2 separate regions of the Mus musculus genome follow, and region 1 is linked to region 2. Evidence: chromatin loops called from intact Hi-C (ENCODE). Cell type or tissue: gastrocnemius. All regions are shown on one strand. Links, peaks and the distances in the headings refer to the core of each region. The heading gives the core; the rest is flanking DNA. Region 1 holds the start of Diablo (diablo, IAP-binding mitochondrial protein). Region 2 has its middle 16 kb from the start of Gm23458.

Evidence for each region. Peaks named below come from ENCODE experiments on the same cell type or tissue, not always from the same donor. Only the 100,000 strongest peaks of a DNase experiment are listed, where the experiment ranks them.
Region 1: it touches region 2 in a loop (2.5-fold over the local background); 1 of 42 quality-filtered maps calls a loop at or near these places.

The regions. Positions count from the first base shown.
Region 1 is chr5:123,522,859-123,527,230 of GRCm38, reverse strand. It overlaps Diablo (diablo, IAP-binding mitochondrial protein), which reads left to right and starts at 3,067. Exons shown (of 6, transcript NM_023232.3): 1 at 3,067-3,160; 2 at 3,850-3,976. The coding sequence starts at 3,111. In gastrocnemius, for the core only: a CTCF peak has its summit at 2,595; a DNase peak (open chromatin) is centred at 3,030; H3K4me3 peaks cover 2,048 bases; H3K27ac peaks cover 1,370 bases.
Region 2 is chr5:123,374,526-123,378,910 of GRCm38, reverse strand. No RefSeq gene overlaps it. Among named protein-coding and RNA genes, the nearest start is that of Gm23458, 16 kb to the right of the region's middle. In gastrocnemius, for the core only: no CTCF peak of the experiment used is centred there; DNase peaks (open chromatin) are centred at 1,219, 2,182 and 2,668; H3K4me3 peaks cover 833 bases; H3K27ac peaks cover 585 bases.

The DNA of each region.
Region 1 (4,372 bases), core at 373-4,372, 150 kb before region 2:
GTGGTAGATTGATTTCCAATTTTTTGAGAAACCGTATTGACTTCCTAAGTGCCTTCCAGGTTTGCGCTCCCACCAGCAGTGGAGGAGTGCTCCCTTGCTCCTCATCCTCGCCAGCAGGAGCTGTCACTTATGTTTTTGATCATAGCCATTCTAAAAGGTGTAAGATGGACTCATTTCAATTTGCATTTCCCTGATGGCCAAAGATGCTGAACCTTTCTTTAATGCACAGGAAATTTGAAACAGCAAAATGAACTAAGTATCTGAAGCAAAGGAAAGAGGGGAATACAGACACAGTGTTGTCTCTAGGTTGTAAGTGGTACTTTCAGATCTGATGCATAGAGGACACCTTGCCAGACTGTGGAAGCAAAGGGCAGTATGGAAAAATTCTCATCATTTATAGATGGATTACAGTGAATTTTATGCCATGTTGTAGTTCTTTATTATTTATGTAGTGTGTGTGTATGTATAGTATGTTTATATATACATGCATGCATATATATACATATATATATACATACATACATACATACATACATACATACATACACACATTTACACTTGTAGAAACTAGAGGACAGCTTTCAAAGAGTTGGTTCTCTCCTTCCACCATTTGAGTCCTGAGGACTGAATCCAGGTCATCAAGCTTGAAAGCAGGCTCCTTTACCTACTGAGCCACCTTGTCGGCTCCCATGTCCTGTTTCTTAGCTTCAGTTAATCTATTGCTATAAAATACCCCAGCTTGCAGGTTTGCAGATTGCTATTAAATATAAGACACAGAACTGCCTTGAGGGATCGATCCATTTGAAGTGTGAGCGAGGAGGGAAGAGAGGCCTGTTTTGAACAACTTGGCCCTTTCATCTGTCACTCTGGTTATTGGGTGGTAGTATACATCCCGGCAGGCATCCTGTCCTTCTGGTGATGAGGCAGGACATGGAGCCCTTTAGTTGCCCAGGCCTCTGGGGGAGCAATTACTACTCCCTGGCTTCTTGAGCTGTGTGTAGATGTCCTGCCCCCGTTTTTGCCCAGACTTCGCCCAGGCAATAATTTGATAATAAGAGATCCTGATTACATTAAGCAGCCATTTGCTTCTGGATGATGATGTTATAAAAGGGTTGCCATCCACACTGCCTGCTTCTCAGAGGTCAATAATAGTCTTTATAATCGAGTACAAGCAGAAGGATGCGCTGTCTATTCCTGGTCACTTTTCCTTTGTTCCATCAGAACGGGAACATGTTCTGTGCTTTCCCAGCTGGCTCCTTCTGGGCCTCACCTTTGTCGTTGAATTTAGAAGTGGCTATACTGGGAAAGTGCCTGGGCACTGAGTTTGCAAACTGCTAAACTTTGTAAATTAGGATCACGTGCTCTGGGGCTATCATCTATGGTTCTCACACACACACATATTCATGTTCACACTTGTCGTTCTTAAAACAGCAGCTTTTCCATTACTAAGATAGTCTTGGTGAATGTGTAGTGGTTCTGCCAGATCCCAGACTTAACTGGGCTGCTCTCAGTATTAGCAGTATTGGAAGTACAGCCTGTCTGTAGTATTTAGACAAGCAAGACAAGAAGGGGCTTGAAATACCCCCTAGTGTACCACTTGTTCAGCCCATTTGAGTCAGAAGTCCTGGAAACTGCTGATGCCTCATCCTGTAGGCTGTGGAGGTAATGCAGGCAGAGGGCGGGCAGGGCTGTTAATGCCCCGCCTGGTCTGGCATTGCCTGTGCGCAGCTCCCTGGGAGCTCAGAAACCACACAGAGATTGTAATTGGTCGCTAGACCACACCTAGTTGTTGAGTGCTCCAGCTGCCTGAAGACCTCTCAGCTCTGCCCAGATCTCTGGAGTGCGTACAAGTCTACTTTCACCATACCTGAGAGCGGCTGTGGAAGCTGTGGAGGTGGAAGAGTCGTGGAAACTTTGCCAAGTAAGTAAATTGGGAAGAGTGGGAAACTAGAGGCTGCCATTGATGGTAACTGCTAGGCAAGGCAGCAATGAATTTGAGCTAGCTTGTGACTCTTAGCATCTGAGGTGAAATTAGCTAAGGGCAGATGCATAAAGCATATCAAGAAAGATATGAGTGAAATCGAGTTAGTACCCATCACTTGACACCCTTCAATTTTAATCCTGACTGGCTATTAGGCAAGCATACTGGGGGCACACACAAGAAAAAATCCTTAAAATCTATCATCGACAAGGCCAGGGGAATGACGGAGGGAATGAGCAATGTCCTGCTGCTTCCCCTCCACTATGAGACAGGGCCATAGACAGGGCTGCGGCTTGAGTGAAGGGAAAATAAAACTGTCTTCCACTAGCCCATTAGCGGCACCAGCTCCATTAAAAATGCAAGAGATGGTGGGAAGAGAGGGCGGTTGGAGCCTAATACAGAGTCAGGACTGGAAAAGACCAGGCTCCTTCCCTTGTCTGAGTTCAAGTGCCAGTGAGAGTGGGGGGCAACTACTGCTTTAGACTTTCAGTGTAGGGGAGAATAGCACTTTGGGCTTCCTTGGCCTTGGAAGAGTACTGTTCATTGCGTGCAGCCTGTGCGTGCTCAGGCTCCCGGTCTCTGCAGGGCGATGCAGACCTCGTCCACCATCCACGTGCTGCAGTTGCTGCGGGAGCTGCTCGCCTTCGTGCTCCTCAGCTACACTGTGCTCATCGGGGCGCTCCTGCTGGCCGGCTGGACCACCTACTTCTTGGTGCTGAAGTGACAGCGCCCCGGCCCCGCCCTGCTCCGCCCCGCCCCACCGCGCCTCGCCGTGGCTCCGAGCTTCCCCTCCCTGGCCACACAGTCTCCCTTTCCAGGAGCGGCCCCGCCTCGCCTCGCCCCCCAGCCCGCTGCCCGCGTCACGGCGCGCGACCCGGCTTCAGCACCCGTGCACTGGAGCCTGCGGGGACCGGCGACGAAGTCGGAGCGGTTGGAAGCCAGGTGCGACCGTTAGAGCGGTTTCCTGGTGTCCCGGCCCCGCCCACTCCGTTTGTCCAATCGCAACCGCGTCCTCCTCTGGGGGCGTGACCATGAAGCTCCGGGCTCCTTGGGCCCCGCCTCGCTTGCGCTTCTGCTTGCTATGCTGCGTCACTTCCGGCGCGTGCGTCCGGCGTCGGTCCGCCGCGGGATGGCGGCTCTGAGAAGTTGGGTGACTCGGAGCGTCTGCTCTCTGTTCAGGTACGGCCGCGGTAGCAGAGGGCGGGCGGCGGCGGAGAGGAACCGGGAGCGCCGTGCCGGCCAGTGCGTCGGCCCCGGGCCGTGGTGCTGCCGCGTCCCGCCTTCTTCTGAAGTTAGAGGCGGGCCCCCGCCTTCGTCCCTCGTCCTCCATCAGGGACGGGCGCCTGAAAGTGGTTCTCCTCCCACGCATCCCGGGGGCTGGCTTTGGGGGGTCCCCAGGGACACTGAGGGACAGCCGGGCCACGGCGTTGGCTGGCAGCGCATTGTTAGAGAGAGCACGGGTCCCCGTAAACTCGGCCACCGGCGACAGCGGCTCGCTCCCGGGATTTGCTGGAGGCGACCATTGGCGACACCTGGAACCCAGGTCCCGGGGTCTAAAGCTGAATCCTGCGCACTCCGGAGAGTTTTACGTTGGCGTCAAGTTGCTAATCGGCTGCGGCGACTTTGAAACTTCTCCGCCTGGCGGGACGCTTCCACGCGCATTGACCTGTCGCTCGTGGAACTCAGATCGCATGCCCCTGACTCCCGAGTGCCGAGACTTAACTGGCCGTCCTGTGGTTTATTTTCTTAGAAGATTGCGGGCACTTCCTCATTTAGTCTCATTTACTGCTTGGTCCAAAACTCCTGCAGACCACAGAGCCTTTTACAGATTGATTTTGGGCTTTTTAAATTTTGACTTATGTTTCCAGGTACAGACAGCGTTTTCCTGTCTTGGCTAACTCTAAGAAACGCTGTTTCTCAGAATTGATAAAACCATGGCACAAAACTGTGTTGACTGGATTTGGCATGACACTGTGTGCGGTTCCTATTGCTCAGGTAAGGGACTGTCATGTGACTATTATATATAGGGTAAAGGGGCCAGGGAAAGAACGCCCGGACCCTGACTTGCCCCAGAGACTATTTCCAAGTCTTAGTGAACTCCTGAGCATTGGACAAGCTGCCACACTTTCATAGGTACCCCCTTCCATGATGCCATGTACTGTACTAAACCCGCATCTTCCGAGTGGAGCACGTTTCCCATTTTCTCATGTTATAGAAACAGTGTTCTTAACAGATTCTGCCCCCACTCCACCACCCCTGAAACTGAGCATCAGTTGAACTGGGAAGTAGACCGTTATTCTTGTACCAAAATCGAAGGGGCTAAATTTTGCACATGTGCTGCTTAACCTTTGAGGGTCCTGAGGTTAAAAATGCATTGTAAAAGAACTGAAG
Region 2 (4,385 bases), core at 318-4,317:
AGGTTCCTTGATGCAAAGCAGATTGTTATTTCCTCCAAGGTCTGGAGAGAGAAAGGCCATGACCTCCAGCCAAATTGCATCCATGGGTACCAGGATCCCGAGGGGGTATCTCGGAGAGACACAGCACCCAAGGCCTGGCATCACTGCCTCTCCTTGCCTCCCGGAGGCCCTTTCAGTGAGCAGATGGAGAAAAAGCAACAGGTACTGGAAGACAGGGTCTCCAGTAGGCTGCTTTACTGAGCCTGCTCAGGGCTTGCATTCCTGAGCCCAGTGCTCAGGGCTGGGATGTGTTATCTGACCTGAAGTCCTGTATTCATGTTCTCTCCTCAGCCCTAGAATCTCTTCTTCTCTGACTGCATCCGGGGAGCTCCACTTATCCCACAGGGACTAGTCAGGCTATGCACAGGGTGGGGCACCCTGGTCGGGCAAGTCCAATGTCAATCATCCTGCAAATTGTCCTCCATGCTGGCTGTGGCATGTGCACTTTCTCAACCCGATCACCCTCTCCTTCCCCCCCAAAATGTAATTGTTTTTTACAATTAGAAGCGGGCTCTATTATTCTCCCTGTTTTACCAAAGAGAAAAATGTAAGAGACTTGCCTGAGGGTGAGCAGGTAGCAGGAGAGTGCCAAAGACTCCGGGAAAGGCTGTATGGACAGTCTGAGAATTACGTCCATGCTATTCTGTTTATCTTCTTGTTCTCAGCTTTGAAATTTCAAAATCCTTGTTACCCAGCTCTAAAAGGGGATGTTTGGAGCCGGGACAGATGTCCCTTACATTGTCTTGCCTGTATATTTAGCAAAGAGGACTCAAGAGTTGGAGGGCTCTGTCAAGACTGGAGTCATCAAATAGACACTCTGAGCCCTGGGATGTAGGCTGAGGGTCTCACCTGAGGAAAGACTCCTACAAACTAGCCTAACCCTTCCAGGGCATATATTGGCTCACAGGACCAACAGGTTGGAGAGAGGCAATTGGGGCTGCTTCCCTAACATGAAACCTCAGCCTCGCGGGCTCTCAACACTTTGTGTTGGCTTCGGTCACGTTTAACAACCTGGACACGGGCTCCAAAAGCCATCTTTAAACTAGTGCCCTGGAAATTCCCCAAGCTGACTCTCTCATTGCACCTCTTTAGGTCACGCATCCATCCCTGAACCAATAGCTGTAGTCTAGAGATTGCCTCAGCTGGACAGCCCAGACTAACAATTAGAAACAGTGAAGGGCGTCCTCTGGTGGAGGCAGAGGGAAATGCAACTTGCCTAAACGGTTTACTGTGAGCTTTGAAGTTAAACTTGGCTGACCTTATAGGACCTACCCTACCTCTCCTCAACTCTACCACTGACCTCAGTCATATTGTTGCTTTCCCAGGGACTTGAGTTTTTTGTTTTGTTTTTTTTTTTCTGTCTGCCGGGCATCTTGCTTAGGGCTTTGGCTCACTTTTCAGCCAAGTGAGTCACAGCTGCCCGGGTCCTTCTTACAGAGTGTCCTCAACCAATGTCTGCTCTGTGCACGGGTTTACCCGTCATGAAGGGAGATATGAAAGAAAGCAGCGCCACATAGTCAAGAGACAGCTGGAGCCATGGAGAAAGTGACACAGGACAAGAGACAGAACTGGGGACTAGAGATGTGGGTAGGAGATGTGGCAAGAGTCTCAGAGCAAGCATGTGAGCAGTGTGAATCCCAGGAAAGCGAGCACGCCATGAATGTGCACCAGCTGAGCCAGTGGAGTCTTCTTCCTTTTTTTTTGTTTTGTATTTTTTCCAGACAGGGTTTCTCTGTGTAGCCCTGGCTGTCCTGGAACTCACAAGGCTGGCCTCGAACTCAGAAATCCACCTGCCTCTGCCTCCCGAGTGCTGGGATTAAAGGTGTGCGCCACCATGCCCGGCTACCACCCCCCTTTTTTTAAACAAACAAAAAACCCCCAAAAACAAAAACCAAAACCCTGTTATGTAAGCAAGGTCCCCATGACTTGTGTTTTATACAGCTGAAATTTCCCTAGAAGGGACTGATTTAGCTGAGCAATCAATTCCGGTTTTAAAAAAAAAAAAAAAAAAAACCCGGTACACGATGAAGAGGAGGAGCGGGAAGGAGAAGCAGATACAAGAAGCCATTCATCTTCTCGGACCTCTAAACTTCCTCAGCCCTCTGCCTGGGACCAGAGCCAAGTTTCAGCTGCAAGAAGTGAGACTGCACCGGCAGGAAAAAGCCCACGAGGAAGGGCTGAGAACGAGCCAGATGGCTCTGGTTGGAGCCTGACCACCGGTAAGCAGCTACAGGCCAAAAAGAGGTCGCAGTACAATTGTGTCCACCTGAGTCAGCCAGAGCCTCCTGCAGCAGAGAAGGCAGACGTAACATCCACGATGGGACACAGATCTGATGGATGGGGGGGGGGGGCGGGGGGCGGGGCAAACATGGCGGTACATGCCTATGTATCCCTCTACAACCCTGACACTTCAGAGGCTGAGGCAGGAGGATCACAAGTTTAAGCCAATTTCAGTTACACAGCAAGATCCCGTTTTAAAACAAAAACAAAAACAAAAAATTCAGGCTTGGGGTACCCTTGTGTAGAACAACTGATTTAAGCTTATCCCCAACTGATTTACAAATAAATGAGACTTAGACTATGTCCCCAGGCGTGTACCCCAGATACTTGCCCTTTCTCTTGGCCATGTGCCCGTGATCCATCTTGGCTTCCTCTCCTCTCATTTTTCCTCCTCCTTTTGTCCTCTCCCCATTTTTTCTCTCTTCTCCACCCCCAACCAGGGAACTCAAAATTCACCTACCCCTAATCTCTCCAGTAGTTGGCTAGAGCCAATTTTATTTAACCAAGAGCTTTAAATCAAGGTTTGTGCAACAAAAACTGGTGAACAGGAGAATTCACTTAGGTCTAGACCTTCCCTTCCGGTACAGAATTTAGCATTACACAGCCACAGATCAAACCTCACCAGGAGGACTTACTCTCAACACCTTTGTGATACAAACAGGGAGGACAGAAAGTGAACCCTTGCCTAAAAACAACAAAAAACCCTAAAGCAAAGCAAAACAAACCCCAAACCAAAAAGACAAAAAAATAGAGACAAACTTCCCGGAGCCCCAACACCCAAAGGCCTGTGATGTCGAGAATGTGACTTTTCTTTTCTTTTTTTTTCTTTTTTTTTGGTTTTTCGAGACAGGGTTTCTCTGTGTAGCCCTGGCTGTTCTGGAGCTCACTTTGTAGACCAGGCTGGCCTCGAACTCAGAAATTCGCCTGCCTCTGCCTCTCAAGTGTTGGGATTAAAGGCGTGCGCCACCACACCCGGCTGTGACTTTTCTTTTTGGAGAGCGGGTCTTTAGCTCCAGGCTGAGATGAACTTGAACTCTGACCCTCCCGCCTCTAGAATTATACCACACACCTGTCTATACGATTCTGAGCATCAAACCCCGCCCCCCAGGCTTCAAGCTTGTCAGGCAAGCACTCCATCAACCTTGTGTGCATGTGTGCAGACATGCATGGGCCAAGGCGGGTGGGCATGTGACTGTCAGAGGACAGCCTGTGTCAGTCGGGTTTCTCCTTCCACTAGGTAGGGAAACCATCTCAGCTTACTAGGGCAGGCTGAGTGGTGAAGGCCTGAGTACTCAGCCTGTGGGTCACGACCCTTTCACAAGGGTTACCCTAAGACCATCACAAGTTAGGGCTGGAGAGATGGCTCAGCGGTTGGGAGCACCGACTGCTCTTTCTAGAGGTCCTGAGTTCAATTCCCAGCAACCACATGGTGGCTCACAACCATCTGTAACGGATTCTGGTGTATCTGAAGACAGCTTCAGTGTACTCATATACATTAAATAAGTACGATCTTTAAAAAAAGAAAGAAAGAAAGAAAGAAAGAAAGAAAGAAAGAAAGAAAGAGAAAGAAAAACACAAGTTATTTACATTACAATTCGTAACAGTAGCAAAAATGACAGTTATGAATATTAATGAAAGTGATTTTCCAGTCAGGAGTGGGGTGATGTGGGTCACAACAATATAAGGAACTATATTAAAGGATTTCAGCATTAGGAAGGTTGAGAACCATCGGTCTAAACCATCTTTACTGGTCCCCTAGCTGTTCTGCATCCCCCCCCCCCCCCCCCCCGACAGAGTCTTGCTAAGTAGCTCTGGCTAGCTTGCAACTTGTTCAGACCTTGAACTCTAAGCAATCCTTCTGCCTCAGCCTGCCAAGTGCTATGATTATGGGTTGTCTGCCCCACAATTCCTGGCTCTTTTAAACAAAAAGCATTTTGAGACAGGGTTTTTCTGGATAGCCCTGGCTGGCTTCAAACTCAGAAAATCCACCTGCCTCAGCCTGCCAAGTGCTGGGATTAAAGGTGTTCACCACCACCACCCAGCAAAAGAGTTCATCGGATCCCATT